Regions from separate parts of the Mus musculus genome. Here region 1 is linked to region 2. A link is a loop called in an ENCODE intact Hi-C map of the cell type or tissue named here. Cell type or tissue: left cerebral cortex. All regions are shown on one strand.

The links. A loop is a pair of places that touch in the nucleus more often than their neighbours do. Peaks named below come from ENCODE experiments on the same cell type or tissue, not always from the same donor. Only the 100,000 strongest peaks of a DNase experiment are listed, where the experiment ranks them.
Region 1: a loop joins it to region 2, with 13 times the contacts of the local background. A loop is called at or near these places in 2 of 42 quality-filtered maps.

Annotation. Positions count from the first base shown.
Region 1 is chrX:65,731,344-65,739,343 of GRCm38, reverse strand. No RefSeq gene overlaps it. Among named protein-coding and RNA genes, the nearest start is that of Gm52432, 28 kb to the right of the region's middle. In left cerebral cortex, a CTCF peak has its summit at 4,565 (motif pointing left); a DNase peak (open chromatin) is centred at 4,554.
Region 2 is chrX:66,647,838-66,655,837 of GRCm38, reverse strand. It overlaps Slitrk2 (SLIT and NTRK-like family, member 2), which reads right to left and starts at 6,520. Exons shown (of 3, transcript NM_001161431.1): 1 at 6,338-6,520; 2 at 2,467-2,520; 3 at 1-1,976. The coding sequence starts at 1,933. In left cerebral cortex, no CTCF peak of the experiment used is centred here; DNase peaks (open chromatin) are centred at 5,783, 6,474, 6,744, 6,914 and 9 more places; H3K4me3 peaks cover 5,426 bases; H3K27ac peaks cover 4,552 bases.

The DNA.
Region 1 (8,000 bases), 920 kb after region 2:
AATACCTCTCCTGGGCATATATCCGGAAGATGTTCCAACTGATAAAGGACACATGCTCAACTATGTTCATAGTAGCCTTATTTATAATATCATATGCTGGAAAGAACCCAGATGCCCCTTAACAGAGGAATGGATACAGAAAATGTGGTACATTTACACAATGGAGTACTACTCAGCTATTAAAAAGAATGAATTTATGAAATTTCTAGGCAATGGATGGACCTGGAGGGCATCATCCTGAGTGAGGTAACCCAATCACAAAGGAACTCACACAATATGTACTCACTGATAAGTGGATATTAGCCCAGAAACTTAGAATACCCAAGATACAAGATACAGTTTGCAAAACACATGAAACTCAAGAACAAAGATGAAAGTGTAGACACTTTGCCCCTTCTTAGAATTGGGAACAAAACACCCATGGAAGGAGTTACAGAGACAAAGTTTGGAGCTGAGACAAAAGGATGGACCATCTAGAAACTGCCATATCCGGGGATCCATCCCATAATCAGCCTTCAAAAGCTGACACCATTGCAAACACTAGCAAGATTTTGCTGAAAGGACCCTGATATAGCTGTCTCTTGTGAGGCTATGCTGGGGCCTAGCAAACACAGAAGTGGATGCTCATAGTAAGCTATTGGATGGATCACAGGGCCCGCAATGGAGGAGCTAGAGAAAGTACCCAAGGAGCTAGGTGGGTCTTCAACCCTATAGGTGGAACAACAATATGAACTAATCAGTACCCCCTGGAGCTCGTGTCTCTAGCTGCATATGTATCAGAAGATGGCCTAGTCGGCCATCATTGGAAAGAGAGGCCCATTAGTCTTGCAAACTTTATGTGCCTCAGTACAGGGGAACGCCAGGGCCAAGAAGTGGGAGTGGGTGGGTCGGGGAGTTGGGGGGAGGTGTATGGGGGACTTTTGGGATAGCATTGGAAATGTAAATGAAGAAAATACCTAATTAAAATAAAAAAATAAAAAATAAAAAAGCCTTGAGCCTTGATCAGAAACTTTTGTGTTGGCTTCATCCTTCTCTTGCCAGCCCTTTTTGTTTTCTTTTTTTATTTCCAGCCCCCCTTTCAGGTACCCAGATCATTCATGGCTGCTGGACAGCTACAGGGAGGGAGGGAGGAAGGGATCGAGGAATGGAGGGGCTGAGGGAGAGAATACTTTTAAAGAACCAAAGACTTCTCACCACATTTTAAGTCCTAAAAGTTCCACCAAGCTACAACTGTACCTTGCAGAGTCCCAAGACTTTATAAACATGTGTTTATGGAGCATTTATATTCAAATAACAATTCTAGGATAAATTAGGATGACAAAATGAGTCTTCCTTCATGATGTATAGGATTGTTGTAGAACAAATGAAATTAATTTTTCATAGTTACTAACTGAAGAGGAAAATAGTGCTACCATTACTAGTGCAGGACAGGATGCTAGTTTTCTCCAAATGATTCACGTTGAAATTCTTGTCCAAATCAGCACACCATTTTGGGAAATTTCAGAAATTTTTAGATTAACTCTGTTCTGCAATGGAGTATCAAGTGCTGGAAGGAACTGACCTTCAGGTTTCAGTAATATATGTAATGCTAAGGTAATGACACCAAGATGTGGCTTGGGCACAGGGATCCTGCAGTCTAAGCTCTCCAGTACTGGGCTCCCAGAAGAATGCCACTGTGCATGCGTTTGGGGAGGGTTTTGGGGATCCACTCACAGGTCCTTCATACCTGTACTGCCTGACGTTGACAGACTAAATCATTCCCCAGTTCAATTAGTGCCAAATTATTATTAATTGTGTGACTGTTAGTGATGAGAAGGAGTTAGAATGAGGAGTTTCACACTCAGATCTGCAAAGTTGCAAAGCTATGTGTTATAAGCAAGTTGGTGTCATACTTCTTGGAAATATGGGAAGTTATTCTAGATAAGGAATCTGTGAGACATGCACCTGATGAAGATACCTACCACCCGACTCAAACTTATTGAGTCAAACTTATTATTGAGTTACCTACATAAATAGGTAAGGAGTTAAAGAAATAGAAATGGCTAAAAGGCTGCTCCCTTCAATGAAATATGGATGATATTTCACAAAAACTGGAAACCTAGGCACTATATAAGTTCCACCCAGTTCAGCAGATTGGAGAGTGTCACTTCTAGGACGCTTAGTTGCTCTGAGCCTGTTCAAGGTGGCTGTTCTACTCTGAGAGTGTCTGTTAGTAGTCCTTATAGTCATATGAGCTTGAGAACAAAGATACTACTGAACTTTGCCATTTACAGAAACAGCATGAAGCTATTGAAAATTTTACTTCTTGATAATTGTTTTATTATTATTATTGTTATTATTTGCTGTTTATGCATTTTCTTTTTATTAGGTATTTATTCATTTATTCCTTATTACTAAGTTTTTTTGAGATAATAATATAATTAGATAATTTCCTGTTTTCTTTTTATCAAGCCTTCCCATATACCCCCGTGTTCTCTTTAAACTCATGGCCTCCTTTTGCATTAATTGTTGATACATGCATATTGCATATACTTTTGAATTTCATTGAGCGTCTCTAGAGGATAGAATGTTTGATATAAATCTACCTTTATATTCTAAAGTTTAGAATGTCCTGTGCTTTATGGCATTTCATACAAGATGGAATATTTTATCTTAGAGAAGATTGCTACACAATGGGGCAAAGCAGGGAGTAAATTGGGAGCTTTCATGTGAGGCCAATTTAAAGTTGCATGTTGTACATCTCTAGGAAGATTTCTCTCATGGAATAGCATAAACTGGGTACTTTATATATTTAAATATTTACAGTTCTAAACCTAGACATTTAAGATGAAGGAACTTGAAGATTTTATATTTACTTGTGGTTTCTGTTTCCTTTAATGTAATGAGCAAGAAATATACTCTGGGTTCTTTCTTTCTGTCTGTTTTGAAATAGGGTGTTATAGTATAAATCCTGGGCAACATAGAACACCCAGTCCTCCTGCCCCTTCGTCCTGTTTCCTGGTACTAAGATTAAAGCTGTGCACTACCACACACATCTGACTTTGAGATCTATTTATAAGGACATTGAGCCCAGCAACTAGATGTTAACTCCCTTCATTTTATAGTAATCTGAAAATCCCATTTCCTAGCAAATCACCTGAGGGCCTTAAGGTTTCCAGTTGAAAACTGAAGAAGGAAAACAGATATAGAGACCATGGTAAATGAAAAGACGTGACTGTCAAGGGAAAGAAGAATAGTTGGAAAATATGTTCTTCAAAGAGAGTATAAAACTCTCATAACGCATGAAATACATAGTTAACTAATTATGACTTTATTCGTTCCTGCTTGGTATGAATCCTATCTTTCAAACATATCAGAGAAATAGATTTATAGTTTAGTAAGGATCATATCAGGCTGAGGGTGAAACAACTGACAGCTAAATTTGAATATCAAATGAACACTTATATGTTTTATTTTAGAATACATACATGGTTGCAAAAGTACCTTAAAATATTTTTACATACATAGTCACTAAATGTTTTTAATTGACTAAATGAAGTTTTAATATTGACTACTACCATTCATGCAAAGCTCACTGTGTCAAACTCAAATACTGCTTGAAAACACTGTTAACAGAATTTATATAACCCTTTATAGCTAGGTTTATCAAAATCTTGATGTAGAATATTTCTAAGGTTTTCAGTCACTTCATGATGACATAATTAATTGCACCTAGTAGGAAATTGTCATTCTTCATGCAGTCACTGCTGAGATGATGCTTTTGAGATAGGTTAAAAAAAGATGATGCTCAATTATTGCCTGTAGACCTCCTGAAATATGAATTGTGAAGTGATAACATGCATGTATGGCACAGATGCTGTGCCATGGTTCTTCATGATAGGCATTACTTTACACCATCACTGAACACACAGAGTTAAATCTTTGGTACCAGGACAGAGCAAAGCCAATATTGTTACCACTTTAATATATTTCTTAAAATCATAAGTGTTTTGTATCACCACACTAGTTGGTAGGAAATATTTCCTCAACTCTTATATATGACTTACCATACTGAGTTTGGGGACATTTTTTTTTTCAGCCTTCTGAAATTCTTTATTGATAGATACCATCAGTGATTTAGTCTAGGAGCTCTTGAAAGCTTCCTTATAAGTCATTCCAGTTGAATTTGTTTCTTTCACGGCATCTTCCTGGGGGGATATTAATGAAGAATTCAACTCTATCAAATGATTAAATTAACACAAAATAATCCAGGAATATTGATAATATTGAAACTATTATTCTCTATAGCCCAATAAAATATATTCATAAATAAGTTTATATGTTTGTATACATATAGAAAGCATTAATATTCCTATGCACTGTCATTAATATTTGCATTGTTTACCAATTGTGTACTTTATATGTATAATATGAATAAGTAGAAGTGATACACTGGATTGTTAGAATTTAAGAATAATTATAGTGAATATTTGGCAACATTTGGTAAAAATTAAGCTGCTGTTTTCTAGGAAGACCTTTAAAAAATATTACATTGTTCTTCTGCCCCCTTGTGGCCAGTCTCACATACTGCAAAAAGCTGATTTGTAGGTCTCTAGGAAAATAAGTGCATTCAGTCTTTTTTTATTTTTGTTTGTTTGTTTTGTTATGGTTTTATTTATTTATTTTTCTTAGATATTTTCTTTATTTACATTTCATATGCTATCTCCTTTCCTTGTTTTCCCTCCAAAAATCCCCTATGCCCTCCTACCTTCCCACTGTTCACCAACTCACCCACTCCCACTTGCTGGCCATGGCATTCCTTTATACTGTGGCATAGAACCTTCACAGGATCAAGGGCCTCTCCTCCCATTGATGACCTACTAGGCCATCCTCTGCTACATATGCAGCTAGAGCCATGGGTCCCTCTATGTATACTCTTTGGTTGATGGTTTAGTCCCAGGGAGTTCTGGGGGTACTGGTTAGTTCATATTGTTCCTCCTATGGGGTTGCAAATTCCTTCAGCTCCTTGGGTACTTTCTCTAGCTCCTTCAGTGAGGACCCTGTGCTCTGTCCAATATCCATTGGATGGCTGTGAGCATCCACTTCTGTATTTGTCAGGCACTGGCAGAGCCTCACATAACACAACTGTCTCAGGTTCCTGTTAACAAGTTTTTGTTGGCATCCATAATAGTGTCTGGGTTTGGTGGTTGTATATGGGATCATTCAGTCTTAAAATATTTTTCACTTGTTGGGTGGATACCTGGGGGGCACCCTCTCAGAGGAGAAGGGAAGGGGGTTGTGCAGAGGGTCTTTGTGAGAGGGACACCCGGAAGGGGTGCAGCATTTGATGTAAGTAAATAAATTGTAAAAAAATATTTTTCCCTATAGAAACCCAAAGCATACTTTATACATTTTCAGGATATTTTATTATAATGTTTTGCTTTTACTTGTGTTAAAAAGTAGCTTTTAACACCTTCCACTGAACGCTTCAGGAATTACTTCTGCTGGATACTTGAAGAATTTCAGAAGATTGCTTTCTAGACTGACATTTCTGAAAGACTGGAGACTGTAAAAGACAAAGTTGTGTGCTGCAGTTCCGTAGTGATTCATTTAGAGTACACATAATTAAAAAAAAACAGTCATGTCAAAGCTATTACTAACATATTTTAGGGAAATATATTCTTTGGTTCTAAAATACATGTTTACTTGTGAAAATTGTAAAAATACAGGAGACAACAGAAACTCATTAATCTACTTATTTCCATGCTATTTATAAACATATACAAATGCTACAAAATTATAAGTTAGTAAAAAAGTAATGAGGTAATATTTGTATAAACATTTTTTCATTTGTTTTTAGTATACCAAATTTTCCTATCTTAAAATATCTTTTCAAATGAAACTATAGTTACTATCCTCTCCTTTTCATGCTATCAGTAACTCTAGAGTTCATTCCAGACTTCTAACACTTTCTATTCTTGGTTACAGAAAAGGAAATAAAAGGCTGGAAATTTAAATTAGTGTGAGTTTGTCTTTCAGTCTCTTAGTCATCCATATGCATATATATGAATGCATGCATACATGAACATTTGCAAACATATATTAATACATGTATATGCATATAATATGCATATGCACATAATATGATTTGTCTTTGAGTATTTTTGTCTCTACAACTTTTATTTTTTATTAGCTCATTTTTTTTCACTTTATATACCAATATAATTTTCACTTTACATACCCCTTGTCCCAGTATTCCCTCACATAGATACTTTTCTCAATTCTCCTCTGAGAAGGGGGACTCCCAGCTGGGTATCAATCTACCCTGGCTCATCAAGTCACTGCAGGACTAGGCAATTTTCTCCCACTGAGGCCAGACAGGTAGCACAGTTAGAAGAACAGGATCCACAAGCAGAAAACAGGTTTAGGGAATGTGCATTTCAGTTGTTGGGGGACCCTTATGATGACCAAGCTGCACCATCTACTACATATGAGTGAGAGGCTTAGGTCCAGCCTGTGTATGCTCTTGGGTTGGTGGTTCAGTCTCTCAGAGCCCCAGGGTCTCTGACACTTGCTAGAGATGCAACCCCTACACCCACTGCCGATTTCTACAAATTTCCATATTTTTATACTTTTACATTTTAATTTAAATACAACTATTAACAATTCCTTCCTTTCTCTTTCCTTCCTATAATCCTTCTCTTGTCCAGTCTCTGCAACCCTCTGCATGTTCACCTGCTTTCACTCCATTTCAAATTCCTGGTGCCCTTCTCTTTACAATTGTTATATGCACACATATATGCACAAATAAGTACATAAATATACCTCCTTAATAATTTCATTAATTAAATTCACATTTTACATTTGGAATTGGAAAATTTATCAGTGGGCTTATCTTAAGAAAATGTACATACAAGCAACACTAAATGGACTCAGTAGGTTATTCATATGTATGCGTGTTAAATAATTTATGCACATAGATGTATGTAGAACAAAGAAATTTAAATATATTTAAAGAAAAGTGGGTGATGAATTTGAGAAGGAGTGAGGTATGACATGAGAAGAGCTGTAGGTGGAGGAAGGGGAAAGGGTGAAATGGAAGCAGTGTAATTTCAGTACTTCTATATGAAATTATACAAAAATGTTTGATAAACTTAAAAAAAAGAATATGTAAAGATCATAACTAACTGTGTATTCATTTCATATACTTTGTTAAAAATTCTAAGAGAGCATCAATATACAATCAGCTTTTCATATTTATTTAGTGTTCTAAGATAACATTTTTCTTTTTTAAAATTTTTATTGGTTATTTTATTTATTTATATCTCAAATGTTTATCGTGCTTCCTGATTTCTCCTCTGCAAAACCCCTCTTTCACCCCCCCTTACTTCTATGAGGGTGCTCTCCTACCCACCTATCCATTCCTGCCTCGCTGTCCTAGCATTCCCCTCCCCTACACTGGGGCACCAAACCTTCACAGAACCAAGGGCCTCTCTGCTCATTGATGCCAGATAAGGCCATCCTCTGCTACATATGCAGATGGAGCTATGGGTACCTCCATGAGTATTCTTTAATTGGTGGTTTAGTCCCTGGGAGGTCGGGGGGGGGGGTTCTCGTTGGTTGATATTGTTGTTCTTCCTATGGGGTTGCAAACCCCTTCAGTTCCTTCAGTCCCTCCCCTAACTCCTCCATTGGGGTCCCTGTGCTTAGTCCCTTGGTTGGCTGTGCTATCAGTTAGGCTCTGGCAGAGACTCTCAGGAAACCGCTATATCAAGTTCCTGTTCACAAGCACTTTTTGGTATCAGTAACTGGGTTTGGTGGCTGCATATGGGATAAATCCCCAGGTGGGGCAGACTCTAGATGGTTCTTCCTTCAGTCTCTGCTCCATTCTTTGTTCCTGTATTTCCTTTAGACAGGAGCAATTCTGGGTTAAAATTTTTGAGAAGGATGGGTGCCCCAATCTCTCAACAGGGGGCCAGGTCTAACCTCTCCATATGGCCTCTATAGGTTCTTGCACCCCT
Region 2 (8,000 bases):
GAACAAAGACGAACAACCCCGCCCCAAAACAGACAGACAGGATAAAAACCACAAGCAATCCTAAAATTAAAACGGAGAGTGGAACTTCAGTGTGTAGTTCGGGGTAAGAACTAGGAGACACACTAAGTGATCTAGGTGTGTCTGTGTTGTGATTCATTGACAAAATAGTCCCATCTGACAGGTTAGGATTTTCTGGACAAATAGCCTCCCTTCCCAGGAATTTCAGTATCTCCCCTGCATGCTTAGCGGGAGACTCACAAGTCACCTCATTGATGATGACAGGAGAATTGGCATGTTCGGTCCAGTCCTTTAGCCCCATGATGTCACAGGTGCAGTCCCATGGGTTCTCTTGCAGATCTATCTGGATAAAAGCAGGAAGCTGGTCCAGGACCCCTTTCACAGGCAGGTGAGAAAAATGATTGTTTCTCAGATTCAGCCTGGTGAGGGCTGTGCCCCCAAATATATTATCAGGTAAGGACCTCAGCAGGTTGTTATTCAGAAACAGGAGCTGGAGGTTAATCAAAGCATCAAAGGTCAGAGGCTTAATTTCCTTAATGACATTATACTCTAAATAGAGATACTGCAAGCTCTGCAGTCCATCAAACATAGAAGGATACAGCACTTCAAGGTAATTGCCATTCAGATAAAGTCTTCGTAAACTGGTCAGGTTTGTAAAGGCACCTTCCTGAATGACTGCAATCCTGTTGTTTCCTAAATGCAACAAATCCAGTGAACTGTATTCTAAGAGGTCATTCTTATAGACTGTTTGGAGATAGTTCCCTGTTAGGTAGAGTTTCTTTGGACTGGTAGGTTTGGGCTGTAGGTCAGAGATGTTAGTGAACTTCCTTTCTTGGCAATTCACATTTAGACCATTGTCTGAGCTCTGAGAAGTACAGACACAGCTGCTGGGACAGGTGAGGGCCACGGGGGACTTGGTCTGGTACACCATGATCGGGCCAAAGCTCTGCCGGTCTTTTGACACAGTCACTCGAGGAGTCGGACGATTTCTCATTTTGGGTGGCCGGCTGGCTTTTGGAGCTCTGGTTGGGTTGAGAGCAGGATTTGTTGTAGGGGTCAGCCTTTGAACATGTGTGTCTGAATGGCTGCTCCTCTGACTAGAATCACCACTTGCACTTTTTCTGGGACAGAGGTCTTGTCTGGTCAGCTGGGTCACATCTTTCCCATGTAACCTGAAAGGGGTTTCACAGACAATCTCCCCCACAAAAACAGTAATGGTGTCCAGCCATGCCTTGAGAGGAAGTAAGTCACAGGTGCAATTCCACGGGTTTTCTTCCAGCTGAATTTCCATGATTCCTCCAATATGTTCAAGGACACCAGCAAAAGGCATTACTTTCAACCTGTTCCCCCTCAGGTCTAAGTGAGTCAGCAGGACAAACCGAAACACATTACTGGGCAAAGACAGCAAAAGGTTGTCATTCAGGATGAGTACTTTCAGCTTATTCAGTTTGCTGAATGCCCCTGCCTCGATGGTGCTGATGTAATTGTAGTCAGCTTGGAGGTACTCCAGACTCTCTAGGCCTAGAAAAGTGTCCTCTCGCAATACCTCCAGTTTGTTGTTATTGAGGTGCAGTCTTTTGAGAGTTTTCAGACCACTAAATGCCCCAGGTCGGATCTCCTGCAGCCCATTGTTACCTAGATGAAGAGTCACCGCATTTGAATAATTGACAAACTCATTTGGATACAGTCTGGTCAAGAGGTTTCCGTTGAGAAACAGCTGATAGATGCGATACTGGGGGGGTTGAAGCAAACTGACAGTTGTAAATCCTTTGTTTTCACAGTTAATATTCAGTACGTTTTCCTTCTCTTCGCACAAGCAGCGGATCTTGCAAATGTCTTTGGCAGTTTTGCGACTCTCGGTCTGTAAGATCCCGGCCACTGTTAACACACTGAGGAACCAAACGCCGCTCAGCATCTTTAAGCACCTTCGATGTCAGCTCAGGTACTTACAGGCAAACCTTGATTGAGGGACGGGGGAGAAAGCGGGATGCAGGGAAAAAAGAAACAAGGAAGCCCGATTAAAATGGCAAAGCTAGGAGGCAGGCGGGTGGGAGGGAGGGAGAGTGAGGGGGTAGGCAGCAAGGAAGAATGAAATCATTGCGTATTTCAAAGCAGTTTCTTTTCTTTCTCTCTACCCACTACCCCCAGCCCACCCACACAACGCATCCTGGAACACACATGCTTGCACCTGATTTCCCTGCGGGTCACAGCCAGCCACGGAGTCATTAGTAATCGAGTTGTCCTACTAAATCCGGCCCATCTCCTCCTCCCCTGGGGTATTTTGAAGAAATCTCAAGTGGATTGCCCGTCTTGGGCTTGCAGTAGAAATTGCTTTACTTTTTTTTTTTTTAAACTGCACAAAAAAGGGGTGGAAAAATTAAGAGTCAGGGAGCTGGCGGAGGGGACAGAATGAGAGTGCAGAGAAAGCTCTGGCTGGGGGTTACTCACACATCAGGAGAAGACGGGGCTCCTCTCCTCTTCAGTCCACCAGTAGTTTAGCATCTTCAGGAAGAGAAAGAGAGCAAAGTAAAAGAAGATGCCGCTTGCAGTGGGGGAAGCTTTGCTTTTTTTGTTGCTTGAATTAATTTGATTGGGCAGGGGGGTGGGGTGCGCAGAAATTAGAAATCCGGCTGGCGGCCAGAGAGGAAGAGGAGGATTGGAACAGAAAGAAGCTGCGCTGTGGGGAACCAGGGATGCGATTACATAGGGAGGTCTTTCGGACTGGGTCACTGCGGGCGGCTGCCACAGCGGCGCCTGGGCGCGCGCTTTCAATCCAGTGGCAGCAGCAGCAGTGCGTCTAGCAGTTTGAATTTGAGAGGTTTTGCAGGCTCCTCGGGACAGGACTAGGGGTGACGTCACGGAGGAGAGGAGTGTGGGCAGTGTATCCAGGGCGCTTGGTGGGGGAGGGTGGGGCAGACGCTTCCCTTCCCTGTGAGTGAAAGCTTTGCACAGCTCAATTCCCAGCTGCGTCAGTTGCTTCAGAATTACTCTATCTCCAGCCCGGCTGGCTGCAAGAGAAGCTCCTTCTGAACAGGAGTTTTGTTTCTCAAGCAGGCGGCCCAGCCCCCTTTGGTTCTGGCCTCAGCGAAACTCCCCAAATCCAGACCAGTTCTAGTGATCTCCTTCACTTGACCTCCCTCACCTACACATGGCATAAGGACAGTGACTTGGCCATTAAGACTCATCTCATGGCAGACTCCCAAGGAGGGGTCCAGAGCCTCCCAGGAACTTTGTGTGTGTGTGTGTGTGTGTGTGTGTGTGTGTGTGTGTGTGTGTGTGTGTAGGACTGATGCCAGCTAGGCAGACTGCTAGCTGGGAAGACTCTTTAGGTGCAGAGTGGGGTGTTCCTGCGCTAGTGTGTCTGTGTGGGAGTGAGAAGAGTTCTCCTAGGGGATCAATACTTTATATACGGAGAAAGCTCTGTTTCAGTGCTTAGGGAATTACTTCCTTGGTGATGACCAGCCAAACAGCTATTTGCCTGGACTCTGGAAAGCCAGCTCAAACAGTAACTGGTAGACTGAGCCAAACAAAAATAAAATGCTTCTCCCCCTGAGATTTATACTTAGCCAGATAATGAGTCTTAAACGTGTGCTTTTTTGCCTGGAGGAAAGTGAAGTGGAGTGGGTGTCAGAAAAGCATTGCCAGGCTGAGGCTCTGCTAGGAGTGGGAGCCAAGGCAAGAGTTGTTGAGCCCTCTAGGCTGCAAGGGCTGGGATCCTCTCCCCACCCCCCAACCCTCCCCCCCCCCAAAAAAAAAAAAAAACAGGGAAGAATGCAGGGCAGGAGAAATGACTCCTCCTAAAGAAAAGGGTACTAGGAATCTTGAGCTGAGACACAGAATACCAGGGTTCTTGATCTAACTCTGCAGCCATGCCTGTCACTACTTTTAGGAGCTTACTGTTTCCATTTGCTAATGCCAAAGGAGTGCTGATCCTCTGGGCCCTGATGTTGCATTTGGTTTCACATAACCTTTCTAGAGCATCACTAATTGGCTAGGTGTTGGATTTTTGCCTGCATTATCTCTTTTCTACTTAATATATTATTACTCCTTGGGTCCAGGAGTCTCAAGAGGGGAGCCCATTTGCATGTGTGAATAATGTCTACTGTTGCTTGGAGGAGCTACAGGCCACCTCTGATAGAAAGAGAGAAGTGAGGAAAACCGAGGGAAAGACACAGTGAAGAAAGGGACTGATTAAATGTGCCTGCTGCACAAACAATTCACCTTCCTCTCCTCTTTAGATCTGCTACAGAATTTATGCAGGATTTCATTGCCTAGCCAAAATGGAAGGTAGGCAATGCCCCAGGCAAAATAAGCCATTCATGAATGGGAAACCACCCGTTTTATCCTGTTTCTCTCCCTGTTAAAGCAGAAATCTTTGACCTGTGTAGCTTATACAAATTCCTTCCTCTCTAATAAAGATTGGGGCAGTCTATAAAGTTTGGCACTAAGGCCACCTGTGGCATTGTGATCTTCCTTCCTGCTCCTTTCAAGAAAAGCCTTTGACCATACTTCTGGATTCCCTCTCATGCTGCCATTTCAGACTGGAGCCTTAATTGTCCTTCTCTGGGCCATAGAGTGACCGACCATGAGACAAGCACAGAAGCCCTGGGAGTTGGGAGGGCAGTGGTGGATAGCCTCCCATTCGACTGCACGTGCATCATTATGTGCAGGCTGAGTAATATGTCCTGAGCAAAAGTTCACTTCTTTCATAAGGAAAGGGCACTTTCTATGTATTTCTAAATATTAAAAGTACATTGTTCCTAGGGAGATATGATTTATTCACTCGGGCTTTAGTTTAACAAACACTTGCTAATTAGGTTATCTTACTGAAGTAAAATCCACTGTGACAGCTGTACAAAACCCAACAGACCGGAATTATTTTACAGATCAGGACATTCCTCAGCCAGGTGACTTGCTGACTTGGTTAACTTCAAGAAGCTAAAATTAGAAACAACACAGTACTGCTTAATATGAATTAGAGGATTGTATACCTAAACTCAGTGGGGCATTTCACACAATTGTAAAGTTTTTACTGCTAAAATAAATATAATTACTATTAGTTCTCAAATACAGTAAAATATTCAAGGCATAGATAATTCTGTGCACACTCTCTGGAGACCAGAATTGGTTTGCTAGAAAGGAAAGAGAAAGATAGAAGAGGGGGAGAAGGAGAAGAGAGGAGAGAGGAAGAGGAAAGAAGAGAAAATAAGAGATGAAAGGAGAGGAGACAGGAAGGAAGGTGAGGGGAAGAAAAGGAAGAGGAGAGGAGAGATAGGGAATTTGGAGGTCTTGAAATTGTTACCACTTACACAATGAAGCAAACCTGGTGGTAATGATGAGCCCTACCAAGGTCCCTGAGTTCCAGTTTTTCATTCCATGATTTCCTTTCTGCAAGAGTCAATTTGCTCAGCCACTCTATTTTCTGCCTGCTTTTGAGCATCCACAGACCCTTTTCAGAAACATGACTGTTATTTGGAAGCAAATAAGCCTCACATTCGACAAACACTTTTAAGTAAGTTTCATTTGGTCCAGGGTATCTCTAAGAACGGCTGAAAAGAGTGAGCTTTTAAGAAGCTGGAAAGGTTCAGGGTGAACTGGGAACTCAAGAGTAGCAGGGGCAGATGCTTAAATAAGCAAAATGTTTGTTCTTCTTAAGAAGAGGGAAGTTGACATGCATATTCTATTGCCCAGGCCTTCTTTGTCACTAACCAGCCAGTTTGCCCAAGCTTTTTCCACAAGTCATGAAGGGGGCCAGGCTGCAACTCAGAGCCCAACTTCATTCCTGCAGTTCTTAGGCCATAGCCAGGTCAGAAGTCTAGCAGGCCCGCTTCAGCCTGCTGGGTGCTCCAGGCTAATCTCTCTTCTAGGGAGACACAGGCTCTAAGGGAGTTCCCTCTTTGAATGGGTCAGGACTAACCGCCAACCCTAGAGTAGCCCCACCTTTCCTACACCTTAAAGGCTAACATCTTGATGCTAGAGGATGACCTCTCAATCCCAAAAGCCACTCTGCCCTTGCCGTTGGGCTTGGACACTGCCAGTGAATGGTTCATTTCACTAGCAGAAGATCTTGCATGGGTCATTCCTGGCAGTAGCAGTGGTCTCCTAGCTTTGGGATTCCTGGATCCCTATCACAGCCTTGGAAGGTCAGGGGCAAAAAGGAGAGAGCCCCGAGGGTACCGAGGGGAGAGGGCGATTCACAAGGGCTGACTGATCACGGTGGGTATAGTCTAGCCTCTCCCTGCTCATACCCACTTTGAGGCCAAAGAAACCCGGCTCGTGGGTCTCATTGCCACGGCATTCCCGAGTATTCCGAACTTACCCAGAGAGAGCGCTCCGCCTCGATCTTCCCCTGGAGGCTCCCGCAGCATCCGCGTCTCTGAGAGGCTCAGAAGCCAGCACCTCCTAGGTACCAGTCGGGCGGGCCGTGCAGTGAGTGGCACAGCAGCGAGGAGCGCAGGCGGTATCCCCCCACCCACCCACCCCAGGGTAGGAAGATCCTTACTGGAGCAGCTCGCTACCCAGCAGCGCTTCTGGCAAGGAGGGAGGGAAAGAGAGAGGAGAGAAGAGGGAGGGAGGGAAGGATGGCTGCCCCTCTCTAGCACTTATCAATCACCCTGCAGATCAAATGTCCCTGCTGTGCACTCGGGAGGGGGATTTACCAGCCCACAAAGGAGCCGCTGCTCCAGTTCTCTGTCTGACAAGCGTTGCAGAGCACTGCTCTCGCCTGTCAGCCCCTCTTTACTGGAACTCTGCCCAGCTCTTGCAGCTTCTACCATGTGCTGCCCCTCAGACCAGGTCAAGTGAAATAAGGATGACGCTTGCTTGATATCATATCTGAGGGGGACCCTAAGACCCCTGGGTGGAAGTTATGGACAAGTGAAAAAGCAGTCAGTAATCTGAGCTGGACACCTTCCTGAAATGCCGCTGCCTCCCTTAGCTAGTAAGCACCCAATCACTGGCGTTCGCTTGCATATGTTTAAGGATCTCCTCCCAGGGTAGTAAAGAAGGTATTTTCATATTGTACAGTGCTCAGGAAGACTCGTGCAAGCAAACATTTGAAGAAAAGCAAGACTTAGCACTGTTCCAGACCCCGCCTTAATAGTGATTATTTTAATACTTCAAAGAGGTTTCTGGAGGCCTTTTTCTTGCCCTCTCCTTTGCTTCCCCCCTCCCCCCACCAATTTCTTTTTCCTCTTTATTAGTAGTCTAGACTGATTCTATTAAAGGAAGACACGCATTTAAACAGTCAGTGTAGTTCAAGAAGGTGGTTAGGATTTTGCAATTTCCCCTGAAGAACTACCTCCTTTGCAGCTGCTTCCTAACTGCCCGAAAAGATTCTGGATAAAGTTGCAATTGGTTCAGTTAAACAAAGAATGGGAGTTAATTTTCTGGTGCCAAGACAGCGGCCACCTCATCCTAGAGGATATGGTCCCTCATTGAAATCTCCATAGCCTCCTGACCTTTTCATTACCCTCCCGGAGTCTGTGGAATCCCTCTTGCACAGAAAGCCTGAGGGTTGGTAGGAAACAGCAGGAAAAAAAAAGAAAGAAAGAAAGAAAGAAAGAAAGAAAGAAAGAAAGAAAGAAAGAAAGAAAGAAAGAAAGAAAGAAAGAAAGAAAGGAAGGAAAGGAAAAGAAAAGAACAGTTGAAAATGATGCCAGGAAAAAGGTACAAAATTAGAGCAAAAATGAGCTAGGAAGCTAATGGATGCACGTTAGGATTCTCTGCAGTCAAGGTTATTGCACATTTAAAGCAGGTTCACACAGCACTAATGACTATCACCTCTGTCCTCTCAATAGAATCTTCTGTGCATCTTCCTTTGCTCTTTCCCTTTGGCCTTCTTTTTATAATGGTTGCTGAAAGGGACTATATGGGCCTTAAAAAAAGAATCTTACTGATAATTTTATACTGTGAACTGGTGAAGTTTACTTTAGTAATAACTCAAATAACTGCCTACATTTATCTCTTGGATCTAAAGATCA